Linked DNA regions of Homo sapiens: region 1 is linked to region 2. Evidence: read pairs that join two places in POLR2A ChIA-PET (ENCODE). Cell type or tissue: OCI-LY7. All regions are shown on one strand. Links, peaks and the distances in the headings refer to the core of each region. The heading gives the core; the rest is flanking DNA.

The links. ChIA-PET counts read pairs that join two places held together with the same protein. Peaks named below come from ENCODE experiments on the same cell type or tissue, not always from the same donor. Only the 100,000 strongest peaks of a DNase experiment are listed, where the experiment ranks them.
Region 1: POLR2A ChIA-PET joins it to region 2 with 6 read pairs; 1 of 35 experiments calls an interaction of 5 or more read pairs at or near these places.

The regions. Positions count from the first base shown.
Region 1 is chr7:106,868,928-106,872,927 of GRCh38, forward strand. PIK3CG (phosphatidylinositol-4,5-bisphosphate 3-kinase catalytic subunit gamma) reads left to right here. Exons shown (of 11, transcript NM_001282426.2): 2 at 1-629; 3 at 3,610-3,675; 4 at 3,786-4,000. Among named protein-coding and RNA genes, the nearest start is that of PIK3CG, 5.6 kb to the left of the region's middle. In OCI-LY7, for the core only: no CTCF peak of the experiment used is centred there; DNase peaks (open chromatin) are centred at 2,324 and 3,074; H3K4me3 peaks cover 3,792 bases; H3K27ac peaks cover 3,627 bases.
Region 2 is chr7:107,327,787-107,339,085 of GRCh38, forward strand. All of the region lies in intron 10 of COG5 (component of oligomeric golgi complex 5), which reads right to left. Among named protein-coding and RNA genes, the nearest start is that of GPR22, 140 kb to the right of the region's middle. In OCI-LY7, for the core only: no CTCF peak of the experiment used is centred there; a DNase peak (open chromatin) is centred at 5,285; H3K4me3 peaks cover 1,058 bases; H3K27ac peaks cover 1,172 bases.

The DNA of each region.
Region 1 (4,000 bases), core at 1-4,000, 460 kb before region 2:
GCAAAGTTCAGCTTCTCTATTATGTGAACCTGCTGCTGATAGACCACCGTTTCCTCCTGCGCCGTGGAGAATACGTCCTCCACATGTGGCAGATATCTGGGAAGGGAGAAGACCAAGGAAGCTTCAATGCTGACAAACTCACGTCTGCAACTAACCCAGACAAGGAGAACTCAATGTCCATCTCCATTCTTCTGGACAATTACTGCCACCCGATAGCCCTGCCTAAGCATCAGCCCACCCCTGACCCGGAAGGGGACCGGGTTCGAGCAGAAATGCCCAACCAGCTTCGCAAGCAATTGGAGGCGATCATAGCCACTGATCCACTTAACCCTCTCACAGCAGAGGACAAAGAATTGCTCTGGCATTTTAGATACGAAAGCCTTAAGCACCCAAAAGCATATCCTAAGCTATTTAGTTCAGTGAAATGGGGACAGCAAGAAATTGTGGCCAAAACATACCAATTGTTGGCCAGAAGGGAAGTCTGGGATCAAAGTGCTTTGGATGTTGGGTTAACAATGCAGCTCCTGGACTGCAACTTCTCAGATGAAAATGTAAGAGCCATTGCAGTTCAGAAACTGGAGAGCTTGGAGGACGATGATGTTCTGCATTACCTTCTACAATTGGTCCAGGTAGGGGATGTTGGTGTTATCAATGGAAGCCTTCTCAAAAGGAATTGATTTGCATATGCACAGGCACTCCATTCAGTTGTCATCAAATGCCCTTTGTTCAGAGCTTCATCATCGGCAAAAGTAGATATGATGAAGCTGCCTCAAAAAGTAGTAAACTGTTCCATGTACATTTTTACTGTCTCGGAGGGTTTGCTGACAAGGGTTTTGCAGACATTAGTACTTCACGTTTTTAGGAGAATTGGCCCTGTGGGAATACTTTGTTCTCATTTATTATTTTAATGATAGATTGCACTTACTGAATGCTTTCTTGTGCCAAGGCTCCAAGTGACTGACATGCTTTCAGTGTATTATCTCATTTAACTCTTCCAATAACTATGATGGAGGTCAAATTGACATTTGCACTTTTTACATGAGGAAACTGAGGTACAAAGAGGCTAAGTAATGTGCCCAAGGTCACATACTTTGAAAGAGGTAGACCAGAATTCAAACCCAGGAGGTCTCCCTCCAGATCCTGCTCTTTTCACTACCCCAAATCCTTCACAAATCCACCACCATATCCTTCATCAGTCTGGTGTCAGGATTCTGGGGCTAGAGATAAAAGGTCTTATTCTCTGTGTATGTCTGTTACAGTTCACAGAATAATATCTCATATCTGGGTAGAGTCTTGAAAGCTCCTCTCTGCAGATAGGTACAGGACTGTATGTATTTCTGCTCCGTTTCTCATGATGTTCCCTGGGGTCCTGAGAGGACAAGTGATTTTTCTAAGGTTTAGTTAAGAAGTTAAAGAAAGAAGGGGGAACAGTTCCCCTGCTCACTTTAGCAGTTCTCAACTTATATTGTACTGCTTGACAAGGGAAAAGAAGTAAAGGAATTTGAATAGAAATGCTATTTTAGAGCACAGCCTTCATTCATTAATTCAACAACATGTACTGAGAAGACTGGCATTAAATGAGTACACACACAAATAGATGTTTAATACCAAATTGTGACAAATACTTTAGGGAAAACTATACCGTATTATGAGAAAACAGTCCAGGGGTCCAAGGGACACTTAATTTTGATTAAGAGACCCCGGGACAGTTCTGAGTAAGTGACATTTGACCTGAGATCTTTAGGATTAGCCAGACTAAATTTTACACACTAAACTATCTAATCACTATCCGTATTTATAGGAAGTTCTGGAGTTTTCTGATAAGCATTTTGGATAGCCTCAACTTAAACTCTCAATCTTCACCTTCCTGTTAGATACTTGAAACATTACATTTGGCTTTGTTTTCATCCATTAAATATATTCAGTAGTTTTTTCACTAGTTGAGATATTTGTATAACACTAAAGAATTTTAGAATAATTAAAGAATCTTCAGTTTTCTAGCTCTCCATAACAGAAACAACATGAAAAAAACTTGGATGAGCTCTGTTGCAAACCCCAAGGCTAACAGGAATTATTTTTCATTGTCATGTTCACAAGTAAACTTTAAAGAGCTGGAAAATGAATAATGTTCTTTTTAGAAATGTGTTAAATGAAAGAGGTCAATACATAATATTAACATTGAATTTGTGGTCTTAAATCTGAAGAAGAATAGTCATTTGTAAAACTACTTGAGACATTTTCAGCTATGGCTAAATGACTCATTCCTGATCAAAATGGTCTCCTAGTTGAGATCTGCACTGTCTTTACAGAAGTGAAACCTGAAGAAGGTCAGAAAGACTCACATCTGGCTTAGAAACTTAAAACATTGCGAAAATGAGTACTGGTGGCTAAAAGACCACATTCTCAGAATTAAGGCCTTTGATGCAGCTACAGTGGCACCTATTTGACCATACTTTTGAAAAGCATTTTTGTAAACACTTGTATAATTGAAACATGATGAAGCCACTAGTGATCATGTCCAAACTGGAAAACCAGAGGAAGAATTATAAATCCTTCCAAGAAGCCTCCAGTTCCTAAAATATAAACTAGAATGTGAATTTCTTCCGTTCCTTAGGAAAAAAGGATACACCATTTCTATTCATAAAGTGTATACTCTGAGATATTTAATATTAAGTCTTTCTTCATGTTTACATATAACATCTATCCTCTAACTTTATATATGCTTTTATAATAATCTGAACAATGTTAGTGTTGCTGCTTTTAAAATTATGAACTATTTCAAACTTACAGAAAAGCACAGAGAACAATGAAACACCTATGCACTCACAAGATTTAATTGTGTTTTTTACATTTTATCAGTTCTTCCTCATCAGTAATGGAGCTGTACTAAGTCAATATTCTCTAACATCAGCCAAGTGATATGAAAATTACTAAACACTAAAAATGAAGATCAAATTATACTTAAGAAAACATAAAATCAGGGACTTTTGGACAGAAAGCTCTGTACACACCACAGTGTGGCAGAGGGTAGTGATTGCTCTGTGTGGATTGATCTAGAGCCACTGTTTACTTGTAGTTAAGGACCTGTGAGACAGTTCAGTGACTTGCCAGTGAGATGCCGAAAAGGGAAGCTATAGGGCTTTTAGGATCTTTCCATCTAACAAATATTTTTCTCCTTACGTGTATTATACTATATCTCCACTGTCCATTTTCTTTCTCACATTCTCTCTTACCTTCCACTTTATAGATTGGTTACAGTGTCTCCATCTTCCCCCTCTACCCCTCCAACAAAACCAGTAAGACCTAATTAGAGCAAATTCCCTCACCTCTTCACCTTTGAATTTATCAGCAGCACATGACTGTGAGTCAAAAGTTTCATCCTCTAATCCCAGTTATGTCATCGGCTGCTCTATGATCTTAAGCAAGTGGTTCAGTCTGGTCCTAAGTGTCCTCTAACAGACAGGATTAAACTTAAGTGACTGTTAAGATTTTCATCTTTCTAGCCGTGAAGACCCAGTAAAGCAGAGCACCAGTTCTTCTCCATTTCCTTTTCCCTGATTCAACGACATAGAGTACAGTCCTACAAATGCCAATGTGTTCTTCCTTTAGGCTGTGAAATTTGAACCATACCATGATAGCGCCCTTGCCAGATTTCTGCTGAAGCGTGGTTTAAGAGTAAGTACTTCCATTTTGATAATAGCGTGAAATTTTAAGTTGCCAAGAATTAACTGGTAGACCTAAAGCATTAGTCATAATAATTTCAACTTTCTTGTACCTGCCCTCAGAACAAAAGAATTGGTCACTTTTTGTTTTGGTTCTTGAGAAGTGAGATAGCCCAGTCCAGACACTATCAGCAGAGGTTCGCTGTGATTCTGGAAGCCTATCTGAGGGGCTGTGGCACAGCCATGCTGCACGACTTTACCCAACAAGTCCAAGTAATCGAGATGTTACAAAAAGTCACCCTTGATATTAAATCGCTCTCTGCTGAAAAGTATGACGT
Region 2 (11,299 bases), core at 3,309-7,308:
ACTGGTAAATAACAAGTCTCAGCGAGGATGTGGAGAAACTGGAAATTTTGTGCACTGTTGGTAGAAATGTAAAATAGTGTAGCCACTATGGAAAACATTAGGGAGGTTGCTCAAAATTACCATATGATCCAGCAATTCCACTTCTGGGTATATAAGTAAAAGAGCTGAAAGCAGGATCTTGAAGATTTATTTGAATACTCATGTTTACTGCAGCATTATTCATAAAAGCCAAGAGATGATAACAACCCAAATGTCTATCAAAGAATGAATGGATAAAGAAAATGTAGTATATTCATTCAGTCATGCATTTCTGAATGATAGGAATGTGCCTGAGAAATGCCTCAGGCAATTCTGTCATTGTGCAAAAATCACAGAATGTACTTACACAAACCTAGAAGGGATAGCCTACTACACAAGCAGGCTTTATGTGATAGCCTATCACTCCTGGGCTACAAACTTGTACATGTCATTGTAATGAATACTGTAGGTAATTGTAACACAATAGTACATTTGTGTATCTAAACATCAAAAAGACACAGCAAATATACAGTACTACAGTCTTATGAGGCCACAGTTGTATGTGCAGCCTGTCATTGACTGAAATGTCATTATGTGGTGTATGACTGTACTTACAATAGAACACTCTTCAGTCTTAAAAAAGAAAGAAATCCTATCATATGCTACAATATGAATGAACCTTGAAGATGTTACACTAAGTGAAACAAGCCAGTCACAAAAAGATAAATGCTGCAAGATTCTACTTATATGAAGTAGCTAAAATAGTCAAACTCTTAGAAGCAGAAAGAATAATGGTAATTGCCAAGAGATGGGGGACAGGGAAAATGAATTAGTTACTTCCCTTATTTAAAAAAGTTATTCTAATACACATTTTAGTACAATTATCATAGCCTGAGATTCTTTCCCCCATAAAACTCTTAAGAAATTTCACTAGTTAAAACAATAGTAGAAATATTTTTAAGGAAACTTTTTGGAAACAGAAAACAATTTATTTTATTTTTATTATTTTATTATGTTTTTATTATTATTATTTTAAGACGGAGTCTCGCTCTGTCGCCCAGGCTGGAGTGCAGTGGTGTGATCTTGGCTCATTGCAACCTCCGCCTCCCGGGCTCAAGCGATTCTCCTGCCTCAGCTTCCTGAGTACCTGGGACTACAGGCACACGCCACCACTGAAACGCCAGCTTTTTCTAGGTCTGAGCCTGCAGGCCTTTGGACTGGGACTACATCATTGGCTTTCCAGCTTGCCAACTACAGATCTACAGATCTACAGACTTGTGTCCATAATCCCATTGGCCAATTCCTTATTTTCTACATACAAATATATAACATTTCCTGTTGCTTTTGTTTCTCTGAAGAACCCTGATATCCTAATACAATTGTTGAATAAATCAATCAATCCATCCCAAGGACTGGTCTAAATTAACAGCTAGAGGCAGCTACTAAAGAGATGTACTAAGAAGGACACATAGCTGTTGGAACAAGAAAGGATGTGAAAAGTCCTTGGGAGACATAAAGAGATATAAAGTAGATTCAGAGGGAATGGGAAAGTATAGAAGATAATAATAAAAAGGTGGATTTGGGGTAAGATAGTATGTTAAAGCAATGATTTTCTATATCTATATACCCATCTATTTATACAGATATGTATATGCTGTGTATGTATGATGTATCCCTATATATACACATATATAATAGTATATGTACATATACTATACTATATAATAGTAAATCTATATCTCCTACCAAAATATAAAAAGATAGAATGTTAATTTTAATTATCAAACGGTAGTCAGAAATGTTATTGCCATGTGCAGTGGCTCATACCTGTAATTCCAACACTTTGGGAGGCCAAGGTGGGAGGATCGCTTGAGGCCAGGAGTTCAAGACCATCCTTGGCAACAGCGAGACCCCCCCCGTTTCTACACAAAAATTTAAAAAATTAGCTGAGTGTGGGAGCATGTGCCTGTGGTCTCAGCTACTTTGGAGGCTGAGGCAGGAGACTGCTTTAGCTCAGGAGTTCAAGGCTGCAGTGAGCCAGGATCACATCACTGCAATCCAGCCTGGATGACAGAATAAGACCCTGTCTTTAAGAAAACAAAAACAAAATTTTATTGTCAAAACTACATCACATAAATATAATTTCCTGCATAAAGAAAATATGAAGCTATATAAAAATCACTGTGCTTGTTTCAAGTCAAGTCAGCCTGTTACATATTTGCTTCTAAACATTTTGAAACAAAATTAATTGAACTACATTTTGAATAATTCAGGTAGATTTGAACTGGAAGGATATTTGACAATGATCTATTTATAACTGACTCCCAGTATGTCTTACATTAAGTTAAATGGAATCACGTTATCAGATCAATTCAGGGAAACATTTGTAATTTAAAGTATCTTTCTGACCTTGTTTCTTGGTTATAAATACAAACAGTATAATTCTAACTTTAAGAAACAATGAAATTTGGACTTTTGGCTGAGGCCACATAAGCTGATAATAAAACTAAACAGACACATATTATTACATATAAATAGAACAAAAGTAAAATATACAAAAATGTCAGAACTTTTTAAAGATAAATCTATTATTTAGAATTATGGCTTGGCCTTTGCTTTAGCCATTGATTTCAACATAATTAAATGTATACAGAGAAACTTAGAATAATTAATACTTAAACAAAACAGCTTTCAAAGCATATATTCTTTAGTTTTTCTCTTTATAACACCAAATTGACCATGGATTTCCTGGCTCAAATATATTTGACAGCTTCTTACTGCACATTGAATAAGGTCCAAATTTTCATGCTAACTTTATTGTGCTGAGTATAGTGAAAAGAGTATGGGTTTTGAAGTCAAATAACCTTGACTTAAATCCAAGGTCTACCACTTGTGCTGTGACTCTAGAAAGGTGACTTCATCTTTCTGAGCTTTTGATTTCCTCATGTAAATAGTAGAAATAATATTTTCATGGGATTTATTTTGTTATGAAGAATCAGGATCTCTTGAGCTAGATCCCTTTTTTTTTTTTTTTTTGAGACAGAGTCTCACCCTGTTGCCCAGGCTGGAGTGCAGTGGTGCGATCTCAGCTCACTGTAACCTCCGCCTTCCGGGTTCAAGCGATTCTCCTGTCTAGGCCTCCTGAGTAGTTGGGACTACAGGTGCGTGCCACCACACCCAGCTAATGGTACACAGAGATGTGAAAAAGTGTTTTCTATCCTCTGAATAAAAAGTGAGCATTCAGCAAAGAGGGAGGACATAAGAATGGAAAGTAAGACAAGGATCAGATCAAGGTATGTCTACATTCATCATAGATATAATAGTGAACCGCTTGAGAGTTTTAATAAGATAATACCATGATCAAGCTGTGCTATAAGAAAATCATTCTGGGCTGGGCACGGTGGCTCACGCCTGTAATCCCAGCACTTTGGGAGGCCGAGATCACGAGGTCAGGAGATCGGGACCATCCTGGCTACCATTATGAAACACCATCTCTACTAAAAATACAAAAAAATTAGCCAGGCGTGGTGGCGGGTGCCTATAGTCCCAGCTACTCAGGAGGCTGAGGCAGGAGAATGGCGTGAACCCGGGAGGCGGAGCTTGCAGTGAGCCGAGATCACAGCACTGCACTCCAGACTGGGCGACAGAGCAAGACTCCATCTCAAAAAAAAAGAAAAAGAAAATCACTCTGATAATAATGTGGAAGATGAATAGTGTGCGGGGTGTTATCAAGTCTACAGGCAAAAAGATCAGTTAGGAATTTACTGAAAAAATCTAGGCAAAAGGTACCTTTCTATGGCCAGAGTAGTAGAGTAAGAGTGGGCAGCAGGAAAACTGATACAACTTGATGGGCCAGAAGATGTATTTATTAATAACTAGGACTAAATATATTTATGAAGAACTAGGAGGATGAAGATTATGCAACCAAAATAGAATTTAAGAAGAAGCAGCAGGTGGGCAAAGAAAGATGTGCTCTTTTAAACTTATGCTTCTGGAACCTGTGGGGCATCCAAGTGGAGATGACCCTGCTTGCCTCTTTTTTTTTTTTTTTTTTTGAGATGGAGTCCCACTCTGTTACCCAGGCTGGAGTACAGTGGCACGATCTCGGCTCACTGCAGCCTCTGCCTCCAGGGTCCAAATGATAAATGATTCCCGTGCCTCAGCCTCCTGAGTAGCTGGGATTACAGGCACCTGCTACCACGCCCAGATAATTTTTGTATTTTTAGTAGAGATGCGGTTTCGCCATGTTGGCCAGGATGGTCTCGAACTCCTGACCTCATGTGATCGCCCGCCTTGGCCTCTGAAAGTACTGGGATTACAGGCATGAGCCACCACACCTGGCCACTGACTGCTTTTCAGCAAGATCTATGCTAAAAAAATAGATTTAAGTGTTATCAGCATTTAGAGGTGGTAGAAACTATTAGCCTGTGCGAGCTTTTCCATATATTGCATGTGGCATGGGAAGAAAACAATGTTGAGGGTGGGCCACAGGGAATAAATCAATTAAAAGTTGGTGGAAGAAATGATTCAGAGTGGAGAGAGAGGAGTGGGTGGAGATGATTATAAAATAAAGATTGAGCATAAGTTAATAATCACTGAAACTGGATGGCAGGTACATAGGTATTCACTGTCCTATACTTGGGTTCTATAGTTTGGTATATGTTTGAAATTTTATAAATATTTTAAAAGGAAGGGGATGAAGAGGAGGAGGAATCAATAAAGGAATTCTGAAGAGTGGGAATACCTGAGGGAGGAGAGATTTAAGAAGAAGTGGTCAATCACCTCAGAGGAGTGAAGTAAACATGGTCTGAGAAGTGGGCAGAAGGATTTGGCATCTGGGTCACTAAGGTGCACTGACCAACAAGGTTTCAGTAGAGTGAAACCTTGACATCAAGGGTGTGGGGCAAAAGAGAAGCAGGGAAGTAGAGATACCAGGTAGCTTACTGAAACCTGAGTGTGAAGGAAAAAAGTGTTTAGAAGAAAATAAAGGACTCAGGTTTCTGTTGTTTTAAAAAAATATTTAGATGGTAAAACACTGAAAAGAAGGAAGGAGGAAAGAAGTTGATACCGGAGAAAACCAAGACGGGATGATGTGGAATCAAAAAACAAAAGTGAAAACTAAGCCTGAAAAAGAAGCAGACACCTTTGAGGCAAAAGGGGGAGGTAAGGATAAGCAATACAATTTTTTTGGTCCTTGATAAATTGTTTCTAAGTCAGTGTGCTTACTAAGAGGAAGTCAGAGAGAAGCAGAGGGAGCTAAATTAAGATCAAAGGAAGTACAGTGTAAAAAACTTAGCAAAAGGTCTATGCCAGAGATCTCTGCGGATAAATCATGTTGTGAATAAGGAAGCCTGCCGATTTGATCAAAGAAATCAAGAATATATTAATTTTAAATTAGTTCTTAATCATTTTCTGGATTCAAAGCAGAGGGATCCTGGCAAAGCAAATAAAATAAGGCAAATAAAAATTTCTCTTTGTTGAAAAATAGCCTTCGAGGGGAAACATTTTGCTGTCTCATTACAAAGAAGAAAGCTATGGAAATTAAATAGGAACTTCAAGATGAACACCACAGAGCAAAGTAAGAAACCCTATACATGTACAACCCTATACACACACTACAGAGCAAAATAAGAAACCCAAAGAATTTCCAATAAAATCAAAATATTAGCTTTTACATGTACACTGTTCAGAGAGAAAAAAATATTTATAATGCAATCAACTTTTTGTTTTATAAAATAAGAGCTTAGATTAATGAGGCAGTCAAAGATAGTGAAAAGTAGTCAGATTTTAAATACATTTTGAAGGTAGAACAGATAGCATTTATTAAAATAAATACAGATAAACACAAAGACTTTTTACAAAATAGTAACAGGTGTTGTCTCTGGATGAAAGGATTAAATATGATGTTTCTATTATTCTTTTAAATTTTTTGGAGGAGCAATAGAGATAATCTAAATGTTAATGCTAACTAGAACAGTAAATTCTGGATGTAAAAATTTCAATACTAACATACATAGAGTAAAAAGTAAAAGTTCCTCTTTAAACCCAAATGCCTAATGCCTAATCTCATACTTACCTAGAGATCACTGTCAAATAATGGTGTTAAAGGTTGATTAATAAGGTTTAGTTTCTCCCTAATAAGAGAAACTAAGAAAGAAAAATGAGAACTATTTTCTCTCTCTTGGGGTCAATATTGCCCCCAGTTAAGAATGCATGGTTTACTAGTATTTTGAAAATTCCTGCAATCCCAGCACTAGGTATATATCCAAAGGAAAGGAAATCAGTATGTCAAAGAGGTATCTTCATTCTCATGTTTACTGCAGCACTGGTCAAGCTACGGAATCAACCTAAGTATCTACAGAGAAACGGATTAAGAAAATGTGGTATATCCACACTATAGAATACTATTCAGCCATAAAAAGAATGAAATCCTGTCATTCAAGGTAACATGAATGAGGCTGGAGGACATTATGTTAAGTAAGATAAGCCAGGAACAAAAAGATAAATGCTGCATGTTTCCACTCATAAGCAGAAGCTAAAGAAGTTGATCTTACAGAAGTGTTCCAAGCTTGAAGATTATAAAAAAAACTTCCAAAATTTGAGAAAGCTATGAATATCCAGTTACAGGAAGGTTGAAAAAAATCAAACAGATTACAACCAAATAAAACTACCCCAAGGCATATAATAATTAAAATCTCAAAGGCCAAGGAGAAAGAGAAGATCCTAAAAGCAGCAAAAGAAACCAGTACTATATAAAGGAGCGCTACAATTGGTCTGGCAACAGACTTCTCAATGGTAACCACACAGGCCAGGAGAGAGTGGGATAACATTTTCAAAGTGAAAAAAAAAATGCTATCCAAAATACTGTATTCAACAAAGCTATGCTTCAAAAAGGAAGAAGACAGAAGTTGAAAGGATTCACCACCATCAGACCTGTCTTACAAGAGATACTAAATGGAGTTCTTAAAATTCTGAAAGAAAAAAAAAAACAGTAATATGCAAATAAACAAAAACATCTGAAGGTATAAAACCCACCGTTAAAATTAAGTACGCAAACAAAACCAGAATACTCTAATACTGTAACTGTGCTGTGTGATCCACTCATAACTCTAGCATGACACATCTATGAAAAACAATAATAGCTATAGCAATCTGTTAGATATATCATATTGATATTTAAAGATTGACATGTTTTATATTTATAGGCAACACAAAAATATGTAAATTGATTCACAGGTGTTTTCTCAGTGAAAAAAAGTAAATTGACCAAACAAAAAGTCAGAATGTAGGAGAATGGAGTTAAAATGTAAAGTTTTTAAAGTTTTTTCTTTCTTTGTATCTTTTGTCATCTAAGTTGTCATCTCTTTAAAATAACTTATGTTCAAGACCAGCCTGGCCAAGATGGTGAAACCCTGCCTCTACTAAAAATACAAAAAATAGCTGGGTGCAGTGGTGTGCACCTGTAATCCCAGCTACTCAGGAGGCTGAGGCAGGAGAATCACTTGAACCCGGGAAGTGGAGGTTGCGGTGAGCTGACATCGCACCACTGCACTCCAGCCTGGGCTACAGAGCAAGACTTCATCTCAAAAAGTAATAAAATAAAACAAAACAACTTATGTTTTTTGTAAGCCTCATAATAATGATTCAAAAGTCCCTAAAACATTTACTAAAAATAAAAAGCAACAAATTAAAACATACTATCAGACAAAAATTACTTAAGCGCTAACAAAATACAGTAAGAAAGGGAAAAAGGAAGAGGAATTACAAAACCAGAAATAAACAACAAAATGGCAGTAGTGAGTTCTTACTTATTAGTAATAACAGCGAATGTAAATGGATTCAATTGTACAATTATAATAAAAGACACAGAGTAGCTGAATGGATCAAGAAACAAGACTCAACTATACACTGCCTGCAAGAAACCTACTTCACCTACAAAGACACACATGAACTGAATGTAAAGGGATGCAAAAAGATATTCTATGCAACTGGAAACCAAAAAGAGCAGGAAAAACTATACTTATATCAGATAAAAGAGACTACAAGCCAAAGACTATAAAAAGGACAAAGATCACTACATAATGAGAAAGGGGTCAATTTGGCAAAAAGATATATAACAATTATAAATATGTATGCACCCAATATTGAAACATCCAAGTATATAAAGAAAACGTTAACGTATCTAAAAGGAGAGATAGATAGCAACACAATAATAGTAGAGAACTTCAAAACCCCACTCTCAGTAATGGCCAGATCATCCAAAAGAAAGAAATAAAATATATCAAAAAGATATCTGTACTCCCTTGTTTAATGAAGCACTATTCACAATAGCCAAAGTATGAAATCAACCTAATTGTCCATCAAGGGATAAATAAAATGTGGCATATATACCCAGTAGAATATTATTCAGTTATAAAAAAGAGTGAAATCCTTTCATTTGCAGCAACATGGCTGAAACTGTATGAAAAGTGAAATACACCAAGCACAGAAACAGAAATATTGCATATTCTTACACTATGTGTGAGCTAGAAATGTGGATCTCATGAAGATAGTGAGTAGACTGGTGGTTACCAGATGCTGGAAAAAATCGAGGAGAGAGAGACACAAAGGGGCTGATTGATGACTACAAATATACAGTTAGATAGAAGAAATAAGACCCAGAGTTCGATAGATCAGCAGGGTGATGACAGTTAACAATAATCTATTGTACATTTCAAAATGGCTGGAAGAGAATAATTCAAATTCATAAATAAAATATATACTTAAGGTGATGGATATCCCAATTACCTTGATTTGATCTTTACACATTATATGAATGTAACAAATTAACACATATACCTGAAAATATGTATATCTATTACAAAATAAAAAATTTTTAAATCAATTTATGAGTTCACAACATTCCTCAATTAAAGTCACTGACAGGGTTTTTGAATTGTAATTTTAAACAAAATGATGTACAGCAGGTTCTCAAATAACCCAGGCTACCGCTACTACCACAGCAGTCACTCACTTGCATATGCCACCTGTGGGCCTGGGGAATGACCCAGCCAGCTCATTGCAGCCACAGCCAAGACCAGTGCAGACCGCCTGGGAGCCAGAAGGACAAATATCCAGAACATAGAAAGAACTCAGTCAATTCAACAGTAAGAAACAAATAATCCCATTAAAAAGTGGGCAAAGGACTGGAATAGACATTTCTCAAGAGAAGACATACAAATGGACAAGAGGTACATTAAAAAATTGTCAACATCACTAATCATCAGGGAAATGCAAATCAAAACCACAACGAGATATGACCTTACCCCAGTTAGAATGACTACTATTAAAAAAACAAAAAATAACACATACTGGTGAGGATGCAGGGAAAAAGGAACACTTACGCATTGTTGGTGGAAAGGTAAATTAGTGTAGCCACTATGGAAAATAGTACAGAGATTTCTCAAAAAACTAAAAAGAGAACTATCATATACTTCAGCAATCACATTACTGGGTATTTATCTAAAGAAAAGGATATAGTGTATCAAAGGGGTTTATATTTATTGTACCACTATTTGCAAAAGCGAAGATATGAAATCAACCTAAGCGTCCATTGAAGGATGAATGGATAAAGAAAACATGACACATATACACAATGGAATACTACTTGGCCACAAAAAGAGAATGAAATCTGGACATCTGCAGCAATGCTGATGGAACTGCAAGTCATTAAGTGAAACAGGCCAAGCACAGAAAGACAAAAGATTGCACATTTTTACTCATATATGGCATATATGGGAGCTTAAAATTTTGATCTCATGGAGGGAGAGAGAAGAAGGATAGATATCAAAGAGGCTGGGAAGGGGTGTGTGTTTTGGGTGGGGGAGAAAGTGGGGGTTGGTAAATGGCTAAAAACATACAGTTAGAAGAAATAAGTTCTAATGTTCAATAGCAGAGTAAGGTGGCTATAGTTAACAACAATGTATTTTTTATTACAAAATAGCTTGAAGACAGGACTTGAGATGTTCCCACATGGAAATAGGTACCTGAGGAGATGAATACCCTAAATACCCTAACTTGATCATTACATTCTATGCATGAAAGAAAATATCATAAGTACCCCATGAATATGTACAGAAATTATGTATCAATTTTTAAAAACAGGATCAAAACCAGTATCCTCAGAATTGAGAGGTATTCCACTTCAGCATTAAAGCTGCATAATGTTACCATAATGCACTGAACAATGGGCTGCCATCAACAAAAACCCACATTTTTGTCCACAACTACATTTTTCTTCAATAAAAGGAAATCAATTTTTGTGCTGAAGAAATCTCAATGGCATTTTTAGTAGAAATAAGAAAAAAAAATCCTAAAATTCACATGAAGTCTCAAGGACCTCAAATATCTTTTTTGAGAAGGAAAACAAAACTAGTGGTCTCATACATTCTGACTTCAAAATATATTACAAAGCTTCCATAATCAAAACAGTATGGTACCGGTATGAAACAAGACATATAGGCCAATGACATAGAATAGATAGCCCAGAAATAAACCCTCAAGTACATGGCCATATGATCTTTGACAAGTACACCAAGGCTACAAAATGGGGAAAGAATAGCCTCTTCAATAAATGCTACTGGGAAAACTAGATATACATACACATGCAAAGGAAAGAAGCTGAATTCTTACCTTATACCATACATAAAAATTAACTTAAAAGATTAGACTTAAACATAAGACCTAAAGCTATAGCTCCTAGACCAAAATAAGGAAAAGCTCCATGACACTGGATTTGGCAATTACTTATATATGATACCAAAAGCAAAAATAAACAAATTACACTACATCAAACTTGAAGATTTCTATGCAGTAGAGGAAACAACAGAGAGTAAAAGCAACCTACAGAATGGGATAAAATATTTGCTAGCCATATAATGGACAATAAGTTAATATCTAGAATATATAGTAACAGCCAAAAATAACGTGATTTAAAATAGACAAAAGACTTTAATAGATTTTTCTCCAAAGATGATATTAAAATGGCTAACAAGCATAAGAACAGATACTCAACAAGAGATCCTTAAGGGAGTTCTAACCATGGAAATGAAAGAATGATACCTGTTACTACAAAAACACACACACTTTACATGGCCAACACATCCTACAAATCATCCACACAATAGAAACTACAAAGCAACCAGCTAACAACTTCATAATAAGCTCAAAACCTCAGCTATCAATATAAACCTTGAATGTAAATACCCTAAATGCTCCAGGTAAAAGACACAGAATTGCAAAT